Regions from separate parts of the Mus musculus genome. Here regions 1 and 2 are each linked to region 3. A link is a contact called in ENCODE POLR2A ChIA-PET data. All regions are on one chromosome and are shown on one strand. Each heading gives the region's core, a stretch centred on a gene start or an enhancer-like site at or near the end of the contact. The rest is flanking DNA. Distances are from core to core; before and after follow the strand shown. Region 1 overlaps C77080 (expressed sequence C77080). Region 2 holds the start of Yars (tyrosyl-tRNA synthetase). Region 3 overlaps Sync (syncoilin).

Region 1 (3,342 bases), core at 427-2,926, 71 kb before region 3:
TGAGGCACAGGAAGGCTAGCCTCGACTGCACCTTTTGTGCTTTGGAATTCCACAGCCCCACTCCTGCCAGCAGCCTGGGGAGCCTGTGGGCATGAGAGACTTGCCCATCTCCGAGAACTAAGGAAAGGAGTGGACTGGACTGGCAGAGTGGACAGACTGGTCCCAGCTGGGGGCTGGCTACCAAGCACTGGCGCTACCACCGTGTAAACAGGCTCTTGGAATGTGGGTTCGTGAGCCCTGGAGGATGGACATGCAGCCACTTTGCAAAGTGCTTTGATTCTAGATTGCAATAAACATGATTCCAGACATGAAACAAAATAAACGCGTATTCTGCTCCCCTCCCACCGCTGTGGCCTTGGGGGCCGGGGTGGGGCACAGCCACCCCCTCCCTCCAGCTACCTTCTTCAAGTGGAGGCTAAGGCCGAGGCTGAAGGGCTGCTGGAGGTGAATCCTTTCAGGCAAAGGCATGAGGGGAGGGGTCACTTGGAGGATGGGCAACACCAGGCTTGCATAAACATGGAGGCTGTGGAGATTAAGGCCGCAGGCATCCTGTCTTAGGTTGTGTCTGCCAAATCCTCTGTTCCTTGGAGCTGCTCGGGTCCCTGAGAGACTGTATCCCTGGGATGGGTCAGCAGGGCCAGTTGAGTGATGACGGTCAGACCAGTTTCTTCTGTGGATCTGTGAGAAAAGGACATTGGTTCAGCAGGCCTTCCAGCTGGGGTCTGACAAAACCCCCAAAACGCTCCTCACCCAACCTTCCTATATCCCGTCCCTTCACTGACACTAGGCTAGACACTTATAGACAGCCGGTATCGTGGGTGTCTCCGCCCCATTTTAAACCTAAGTGAGATAGGAGATAATGTGACAAAACTGAAATTTATTCCGGGCGGCTGCCAGAGCACATGACCCGACTATCCCTCCAGGCTCAGACTGCTATCAGTTTTTGTAGATCCAAGAGCATGCCCACCTATGGTGGGCCCTCTGAGAACGGATTTTGCACCAGTGCCTACAGTACCTGAACCAGGGGAGCCCATCTTCTCTGTAGCAGCCAGCTGCACACCTCCATTCTCCGCCAGCTCCCCGTTAGTCCTGTCCTCAGCGTGAGGGAGCCCATTGGTGGATGGAGCAGTAAGAGACTCCGTCCTGGGAAGACTGGGGGACGGAGGAGGGACTCCCACTGAGGGTTTGCGGGCCACTGGTGGGGGAGCCTTGGAAGGCTTCTTCTGGGCCTGGGGAGGTGGCCGATGCTCTGAAATGCTCCGAAGTTCAGCCACCAGATTCCGCTGGAGGTCAGCCTGGGCCTCGGGGGACACGGGCCTCTCCAGCTGCAGTTTTTTGGTGCCCTTGGAGAAGATGAAGCTGGCCTTGGAGGCAGGAGACTGTGGCGACCGTGGCTCTGCCTCGGGTATTCCAGTGGGCAGAGCACTCGCAGGACTCTCACTGGCAGCCAGGCTAGAGGCCTTGAGTCGGACGGCAGCATGGAGCCCAGAGGAGGGAGCAGTCACTGGGCTGGCGCGCCCAGACAGGGCTCTTCGCAGAGGCTTCTGAGGGGCCGATGAACCCGGAGAAGGGTTCGGAATCCCTGTGGAAGCACCCACAGAGCGAAGCCGGACCATCTGCAGGAGCGAGGGTGTGACCAGAGGCGTGCCCGAATCCTCCCTGGGAGCCCCGCTGTGCTTGCCCACTGAGTCCTTCTGTGGGAGCCTGGCCAGAGGTTCTGATCCAGAACTAGGAGGTGGAGCTGGCGGAGGAGTCTGGGACAAGCTAGCAGCTGGGGGGACGGCAGCCTCAGAGCTGCAGGACTCCAGAGGGCCAAGCTCAGGGCCTGCATTGAAGAAGACCTCCTCAGGAGGGGGGAAGTCAGCCATCGACAGGTCCTGTTCCTCAGGTGCAGGTGGTGGTGGCGGCGGCCAGCTGGGATCTGGAAGGATCTCCACAGCAGCTTCCGGAGGAGGTGGGGCCTCCTCCAGCACCTCCGGCTTCTTAGTAGGTGGTGGGGGTGGATGGTAAGATGGGGGTGGGGATGGTGGGGGTGACTCATCTTTGGAGGCAACAGGAGACTCCTGGGCTGGAGTCAAGGTTGTCTGGGGCATGGAAGGGGATGCAGGACTGGTGTCGATGGTGGACACCTGCCCAGGAGCCACAGCAGGGGCAGCCAGAACAGGAGCAGCTTGGTTCGAGCTCTTGGACTTGGAAGGTGGTGGAGAGAAAGGAGCAGGCACCTTGGGATGAGGAGGTATGACGAACCTGTCACTCAAGGGGGTAGACATTTGTGGGCCAGAGCGGTCTAAAGGAGTAGGGTCTGAAGAAGAGGAACACAGAGATGTAAGGGAAGAGGATACAGAGGCCCCAGGAGATCGAAGGGATGTCACTCGATCTGGTTTGGGGGGCTGAGCCTTGCCTGGGGAAGCAGGGGCAACTGCCAGACCCTTGGGAGGGAGAGTTGGGGTACCGCTCTGGCTCGAGTAGCCACTTGAAGGTGAAAGTGTCCGTTCTGGGGAACGTGGGGGACGCCTGGAGCCACCTGGGGACAAGCCAGAGCCCCAGGTGCCTGCTGAGCTGGGTGGACAAGATACTGCCCCCACCCCTGAAGAGCCACCCGCAGTGGGCGGCCGAGGCAGCTGTGGCTGCTGCTTTCGCTCAGGTTTGGGCGGCAACCCTAAGGGCCCATCAGGCACTGCGGAGCCGCGCTGATGGAGGGAGTAGGTCCGGCGGGGAGGCGGGGGAGGCCGTTTCATCTTACGCAGGGACACACTCCTGCCAGACAGCTGCCCACTGCTTCGGATGCTGGCCGTGTCTGAGGTCTCCGCAGTGCTACCCCCGCTGGGGGAGCCCCGCCCACTACCGCCTGGAGGAGGGGGCGCCACATTATTGCTAGCTACAGAGCCTTCTGGCTGGCCCTCAGAGCCCCCCTTAGAGGAAAGAGTGGAACCATCAGACACAATGGTCTCGGAGGACTGAGAGTGGCTCCAGTTGTCACTGGACGAGGAAGCGTTGCGGCTGCGGGGCCGTGGACTGGAAGCCGAGGAGAAGCGGCCCAGGGAGCGAACCGAAGCTGGGCTGGCAGAGAGCAGGCTGCAACGGCTCAGAGTGCGCAGGCTGCTGCGGCCCAGGGCCACCACATCCACGGTGGGCGGCAGCACGGCGTGCGGGATCAGCTTCGACAAGTAGGTGGCCTGGGGTGAGATTGACATGGCTGGGCTCAGTGGCTCTGGAGATCCTGCTCCTCCTGTCAGTCCAGGCACTGCGAGAGACATTGGCCTCGTCAGTGGCGGTGGCCGGGCTCCCGTGGATCGGCCAACAAGCGTGTCATCGTGGTAAACACGGTCGATGTGGCGCTGG
Region 2 (3,138 bases), core at 429-2,928, 100 kb before region 3:
GACAGTAAAACGCCAATGCCAAATGTATACTACACATCCTACCTAGTTCAGGACTCTAAAACCAAAACCACTACCCAACTGGGTCTGATATGCAGGACCAAAAGCAAGGATTTTGCAAAAGGGGGTGGAGGGGTACTCCTCATTGGCCTTTGATTTCCAACCTCTCCTAAACAAAATACACTACCCGTGAAGCAGACAGCATCCACCAAAAAAGGGTGTATCATCAAAATGAGCCCCTCCCAAAATTTTTTTTTTTAACAAAGGGAACTGACTATCTGAAAGAATTTGCAACTCCCTCTGGGCTAACTGCAAACAAGGTAAAATGGAAAGATAACCGGTCTGGAAATCTCTGCTTTAGGTAACAATTCCCCCAGACTAGGGAGCCAAGAATTCCCACACAGGCCCAGGCAGCAGATTTTTCTAAACTGAAGCAACAGGTTTCTTTTACAAGAATAGTCTATTAAAGCCTGGGGCTCTTAACAACCACGGGGGGGTGGGGGGGGGAGGACAAAAAACAAAAAATGAGGGCAGCCGGTGAACTCCGTCCTCATTTGGTGGCCCTCTGAAGAAGGGCTCACCTTAGGTGTCTGCAGCATTCCCTGCGGCCCTGGATGAAACCCAGCAACGGTGGCCCAGGGATACCTTGCGAGGATGCCCGCGGGCCTCCCCGTCGGGAACACTACCCGCCCGCCCGCCGCGCCCAGGGCCTCTGCACTTCCCTCCTCCTCCCACTCGGGAGAGCGAGTCCTCGCCTCCCCGCGGATAGCGGGAGGAGCGCGTGTTCCCTCCGCGCCCCTCCCCCCAGGGGCGACCCAGGTCCCCCCGCGGGCTCCGCCAGGGCACCCGACCTCAGGGGACAGACGCTGACTGCCACATCTCGGCAGGCTGCGGCCCGCGGTCGCCCGGAGTGGGTCGCCCTCTCCCGCCACGACGCCCCGCGGGAAGCCCGCCATCCCCGCTCTCCCTAGCAACAGCCTCCCGCGGGGAAGGCAGGCACCGGGAGAGGAAGACCCCCCCCCCCGCCCCCACTGGCAGGGCCGGCGGCCCGAGGACCTGACAGCTCCCTTTTCCTCAGCGGGATGAGGGGCGTCACTCGCCCACGGATGTGGAGGTGGGGGGCAGGGACAACCTCCCCGCCCGCCATCACCTCTGGCGCGAGAAGCAGCCCTTCCCTCAGCGAGACGAGCTTCCCTACTCCTCACGGGGGCAAGACGAAGAACGCGGCCCTGTGGAGAAGCAACAGGCGGCCCGCCCCCTCCCCCCCGACCCCTCGCCTAGACGACGGGCGCCGACCCTTACGTCCCGCCCGCTCTTCACCTCCGGAAGCCGGGCCAAAAGCCTGGGCGAGCGGCAGCACCTCACTCCGCCCCCTGCGCCATTTTATCGCCCCCTTCACGACCTCCCCCACCCCGAGGCAGCGGGGCCAACACCAGGGGGAGGGCAAGCAAGCAGTGATTGGCAGGAAACCGCCCCGCCCCTGAGAGGGTGCGTCATGGGCGGCCTTCCTAACCCCGCCCCCCAGCTCCACCTACACTGTTTTGGTTTTTTTTTTTTTGGATGGTTCCGCCCCTTCCTGTTTCATCGATTCTTTCGACTCTCTGCTGCTCCTGACTCGGGGATGCTCGGGGAGAGGAGGGGACAGACAGAATCTAGGCCTAGCAAGCGGAGCGACGAGCTCAGCTGATGCAACCCGACGGGACTAGCGTGACAGTTCCCGGCACGCGGAGACGACGGCGAACGAGGAAAGGGCGCGGGTGCCGGCTGAGCGCGGGAAACAGAGACAGCGGAGCCATGGGTGATGCTCCAAGCCCTGAGGAGAAGCTGCATCTTATCACCCGGAACCTGCAGGTCAGGCCTTGGTGGGGGGTTGGGATGCGCCGTTGGGTACCGAGAATTTGAAGTCCCATGATTCCCGATGCCAATCCCTAAACGAGTGGGGCCGCGGTCTCCGCGCCTGGGCGGCTCTACGGCCCTCTCTGCTAGTTGATCAGTCAAGCAGCCATTCTCAGGGTGCAAGAGAAACTCCAGTGGGCTCACCCTTTGTGTGCACGTAGCTTGTGCTCCAGCCATTCCTGGGGCTGGGAACCTCATTCCACCCATCCTATTCCATGCCGGGAGCACTGCTAGGCTCTAGGGAGTCAGGGCCATGTCTTTCCAGGACTCTGGCGGAGAGAACCGGAAATTTAAAAGGACCTATAACCCAAATAAAACACGTACTGAAAGTTCCTATGACTGAAGTTCTGAAAAGAAATAAGGGGCGAGCTGGCCGAAGAGATGGCTCTGAAATGGAAAGAAAGTACTGCTCTTACAGAAGACCCGTTTTCAGTTCCCAGCACCCATGTCAGGTTATTCGGTACGGCCTGTATCAGGGGATCTGACGTCCTCTTCTGGCGTGTGTGTGTGTGTGTGTGTGTGTGTGTGTGTTGTGTACACGCGGGCGCTGAGAACTGCATTTCAGACAGGGAAGACCCAAGGGGAAGCAAGAATATTGTAGAACAGGGAGAAGGCTAGGCTCAGCTCCGTGGTAAAGCATGAGTAAGGCCCTGGACTCAGCCTTCAGTGCCCTCACACACCCTTTGTCCAAGGACACTGATTTAAATGGAATAAAGCAAGCACAGTACTGCTCGGCCACCACAACTCCCTGCCAACAGAACCGTTTCCATCCCTGCCTGCCCGTGCCTCTGATGTTCCTCCACAGAACCTATTGCTGTCCTTTGACATGTTCTCTAAGGAGAGACAGGTAGGAGCCAAGTCATGAGGGGCTTGTAAACTTTGTTTTACAAGCCAGATAAAGACTGGACTAGAATTACGCTAAGGGCGGTTGCACCACCAAGCTATTTTTTTTTTTAAATTTACCTATCCTGGGTGTGGTGGTACATGCTACCTGTAATCTTAATACCTGAGAGTCAGAGACAGGGGGGTGGCTGCAATTTGGAGGCCAGCCTTGTTTACATAATGAGTTCCTGGCTAGGTAGAGCTCTATACAGAGACCCTGTCACTAAGAACATTCATTCACCTCTTCGAAGGGTACATTTTAGTCAGTTCTTGTATACCCACAAGGTTAAAGTTCTAGAATATTTTTATTCCCAACTCCCCCGACCCCTAGAAAAATGTGAACCAACCTGAGCACACGCTGTA
Region 3 (3,151 bases), core at 420-2,919:
CTGTCCTGGAACTCACTCTGTAGACCAGGCTGGCCTCAAACTAGATTTAATTTTTTAAATTTGTTTTTTGCATGTATGCAGGGAGGGATGCCTGGAGTTAGAAGACAGAGTTGCAGGTGGTTGTGCTGGGACCCGAACTCTGGTCCTTTGCAGGGGCAGCCAGTGCTTTTTTACCACTAAGTCACCTCTCCAGTCTCAACCCTGCCACTTTAATGCCTACTCATTTATTGTGTGTGTGTGTTTCTGGGACAACCTGTAGAAATCAGTTCTCTCCATTTGGAAGCCAGGGATTGAACTCAGTTTATCAGATTTGGTGGCAAGTGCCCTTATCTGCTGAGCCACTCACTGAATCCCCCCTATTTTGTCAGGGAGTGGCAGATTCTCACAAAACCAGGTTGGCCTTCAGCTCACTAAGTAGCTGAGGCTGGCCTTGCATTTCTGACCCCCCTCCCTCAGCCTGTTGGGATTACAGGCAGGCACCAGCACGGTTGTCTTTCCTTGTTTTACGGGCACAGTCTCTCTATGTGGTCCCAATTGCCCCTGAACATGTGTAGAACTGTGGAACACCCAGCTGTGTCTGAGAATAGCGTCCTCTCCATGAAGTGATGTAAGCAGAGACTAGCCAGTGATGCTGTGGTGTCAGGGAATTCGAATGGTGGGCAGTGTGTGGAAGAGGCAGACTGGGGAGGGGAGTAGTGCCTTAGGGTTTCATTGCTGTGAACCATGGCAACTCTCATAAAGGAATACGTTTAACCAGGGCTGGCTTACAGTTTCAGAGGTTCAGTCCATTTATCATCATGGCGGGAAGCACGGCAGCATCCAGGCAGGCAGGGTGCTGGAAGAGCTGAGAGTTCTCCTTTTTGATTCGAGGTGGGGCAGATGGCGGGTCTCTTCCTCTTCTACATAGCTCAAAACCCACCCCTACACACACTTCCTTTAACATGGCCACACCTCCTCCAATAAGGCCACACCCTCTAATTAATAATGCCCCAAGGGCCAAGCATATTCAATTCCCCATAAGTAGCTAAGAGAACCTGCTGCAGCTAACCGTGAGACAGAGGCCCTGTTGACACTCAGTGGAGCACAGGCTGCTCTTTCACGGCCATCATCTCTCTTGCAGGGAACCACACACCGAGGCGAGTTTTCCTCTTCAGGAGTCAGAATCCCCGAAGGAGGCCAAGACCTTTAACCCAGAGGCCACTCTGTCTTTGGAGGGGACTGTGAACCTAGAGGACATTCTCTATCTGGGGGCATCGGGGGACTTTGAAGAGAGTTTTTATGAGGAAGAATATGAGAAGCCAGCACTGACACTGTTTATCGACGAATCGAGGCAGCCAGACGAGGCGCTGGGCCTAGAAGAGCCCGTGCGCCCAGAGGAGATGCTGTCTGTGGAGGAATCCGTGACGCCAGATGAGGTGCAAATTTCAGAGCAGCCTGTGGAGCCAGCTAAGAGCCCAACTGCTTGTGAGGGAGAAATGGTGGCCACGGAGGGAAGCCTGCCTGCTCAACCGATTCCCAACACCGAGGAGGATCCCCTCAGCGTGGAGGACCTGGAGCGGCTGGAAGCTCGTTTCCAGCAGTGTGTACAAGCCGTGTCCCAGCTGGAAGAGGAGAGGGACCAGCTAATCCACGAGCTCGTGCTACTCCGGGAGCCAGCCCTGCAGGAGGTGCAGCAAGTCCACCAGGACATCCTGGCTGCCTACAAGCTCCACGCACAGGCAGAGCTGGAGAGGGACGGGCTCAGGGAGGAGATCCGGACGGTGAAGCAGAAGCTGTTCAAGGTGACCAAGGAATGCGTGGCTTACCAATACCAGCTGGAGTGCCGTCAGCAGGATGTGGCTCAGTTTGCCGACTGCAGGGAAGCGCTGACCACTCGGGCAGCCCAGCTCTCGGAAGAACTGACCCAGCTCCGAGATGCCTGTCAGAAGCAGAAGGAGCAGTTACAGCAACAACTAGAAGCACCCCCGACCCAGAGCGATGGGCACTTTCTCCAGGAGAGCCGACGGCTGTCGACACAGTTTGAAAATCTCATGGCCGAGAGCCGCCAGGGCCTGGAGGAGGAGTATGAGCCTCAGCTGCTCCGGCTCCTGGAAAGGAAAGAGGCCGGGACCAAAGCTCTACAGGACACCCAGGCGGAGATCCAGGAGATGAGGGAGGCTCTGCGACCCCTGGAAGCAGAGGCCCGGCAGCTCCAACTTCAGAACAGGAACCTGGAGGACCAGATCACGCTCGTGAGGCAAAAACGCGATGAAGAGGTTCAACAGTACAGGGTAGGCCCTTGGCTGTGCAACAGACAAGTTTTATTATGTAGTTCAGGTTGGCCTGGAGACCTTGAGAAACTTGAGACCTTCCTGCCTCAGCCCTCTGAGTGCTGGGACCATAGGTGTGTGCCACCACACCCAGCTGAAGGGACATATTTTAGCTCAAGGGAAGTCTGATGTCCTTCTTTTCTCCTTCTGAGACAGGGTCTCTCTGTGTAGCCCTGGCTGTCCTGGAACTCACTCTGTAGACCAGGCTGAACTCAGACTTCCAGATCCACCTGCCTCTGTTTCCTGAGTGTTGGGACTAGAGGTGGGGCATACCACACCCAGATAGGTCTAATAATGTCTTTGGGGCTAGGGGTTACTTACCATCCAGTACTACAGAAAAACCTGTTCTTTGGGCCCATTCATTCTATTATTATTATCATTATTAATTCTATTATTATTATTATTAATTATTTCATATACTATATCCATACCACAGCCTCCCATTCTCTCCATTCCTCCTAGTCTACCCCCCACCCCCCAACTCATTCTTTTTTTCCTTTAGTTAGGGTAGGGTTAGGATTAGGATTTTTTGTTTTGTTTTTGTTTTTTTGTTTGTTTGTTTTTTCGAGACAGGGTTTCTCTGTGTAGGTAGCCCTGGCTGTCCTGGAACTCACTCTGTAGACCAGGCTGGCCTCGAACTCAGAGATCCACCTGCTTCTGCCTCCCAAGTGCTGAGATTAAAGGAGTGTGCCACCACTCCTGGCCAGCCTTTCTTTAATTTAAAATTTTATTTTTGCTTTATGCATATGGGTCTTTTGCTTACGTGTATGTTTGTGTACCTGTGTGCATGCAGTGCCCAAGAAAGCCAGAAAAGGGCATTGAATGCTTTGAATCTGGGGTTA

What was found. ChIA-PET counts read pairs that join two places held with the same protein, here RNA polymerase II (POLR2A).
Region 1: POLR2A ChIA-PET joins it to region 3 with 15 read pairs in embryonic stem cell. The contact joins two enhancer-like sites. POLR2A ChIA-PET finds 5 or more read pairs at or near these places in 3 of 5 experiments (Patski and embryonic stem cell).
Region 2: POLR2A ChIA-PET joins it to region 3 with 16 read pairs in embryonic stem cell. The contact joins the promoter of Yars here to the enhancer-like site in region 3. POLR2A ChIA-PET finds 5 or more read pairs at or near these places in 3 of 5 experiments (Patski and embryonic stem cell).

The regions. Positions count from the first base shown.
Region 1 is chr4:129,220,800-129,224,141 of GRCm38, forward strand. C77080 (expressed sequence C77080) reads right to left here. Exons shown (of 7, transcript NM_001033189.3): 6 at 1,016-3,342; 7 at 1-678. The coding sequence ends at 656. Among named protein-coding and RNA genes, the nearest start is that of Gm12976, 17 kb to the right of the region's middle. Within about 2 kb of position 1,677, at least 1 of the 3 ENCODE cell types and tissues checked has a DNase peak (open chromatin) inside an H3K27ac peak, as active enhancers do.
Region 2 is chr4:129,188,225-129,191,362 of GRCm38, forward strand. It overlaps Yars (tyrosyl-tRNA synthetase), which reads left to right and starts at 1,679. Exons shown (of 13, transcript NM_134151.5): 1 at 1,679-1,848. The coding sequence starts at 1,792. S100pbp (S100P binding protein) reads right to left here and starts at 1,355. Exons shown (of 7, transcript NM_001379590.1): 1 at 1,318-1,355.
Region 3 is chr4:129,292,107-129,295,257 of GRCm38, forward strand. Sync (syncoilin) reads left to right here. Exons shown (of 5, transcript NM_023485.3): 2 at 1,121-2,270. Among named protein-coding and RNA genes, the nearest start is that of Sync, 6.1 kb to the left of the region's middle. Within about 2 kb of position 1,670, at least 1 of the 3 ENCODE cell types and tissues checked has a DNase peak (open chromatin) inside an H3K27ac peak, as active enhancers do.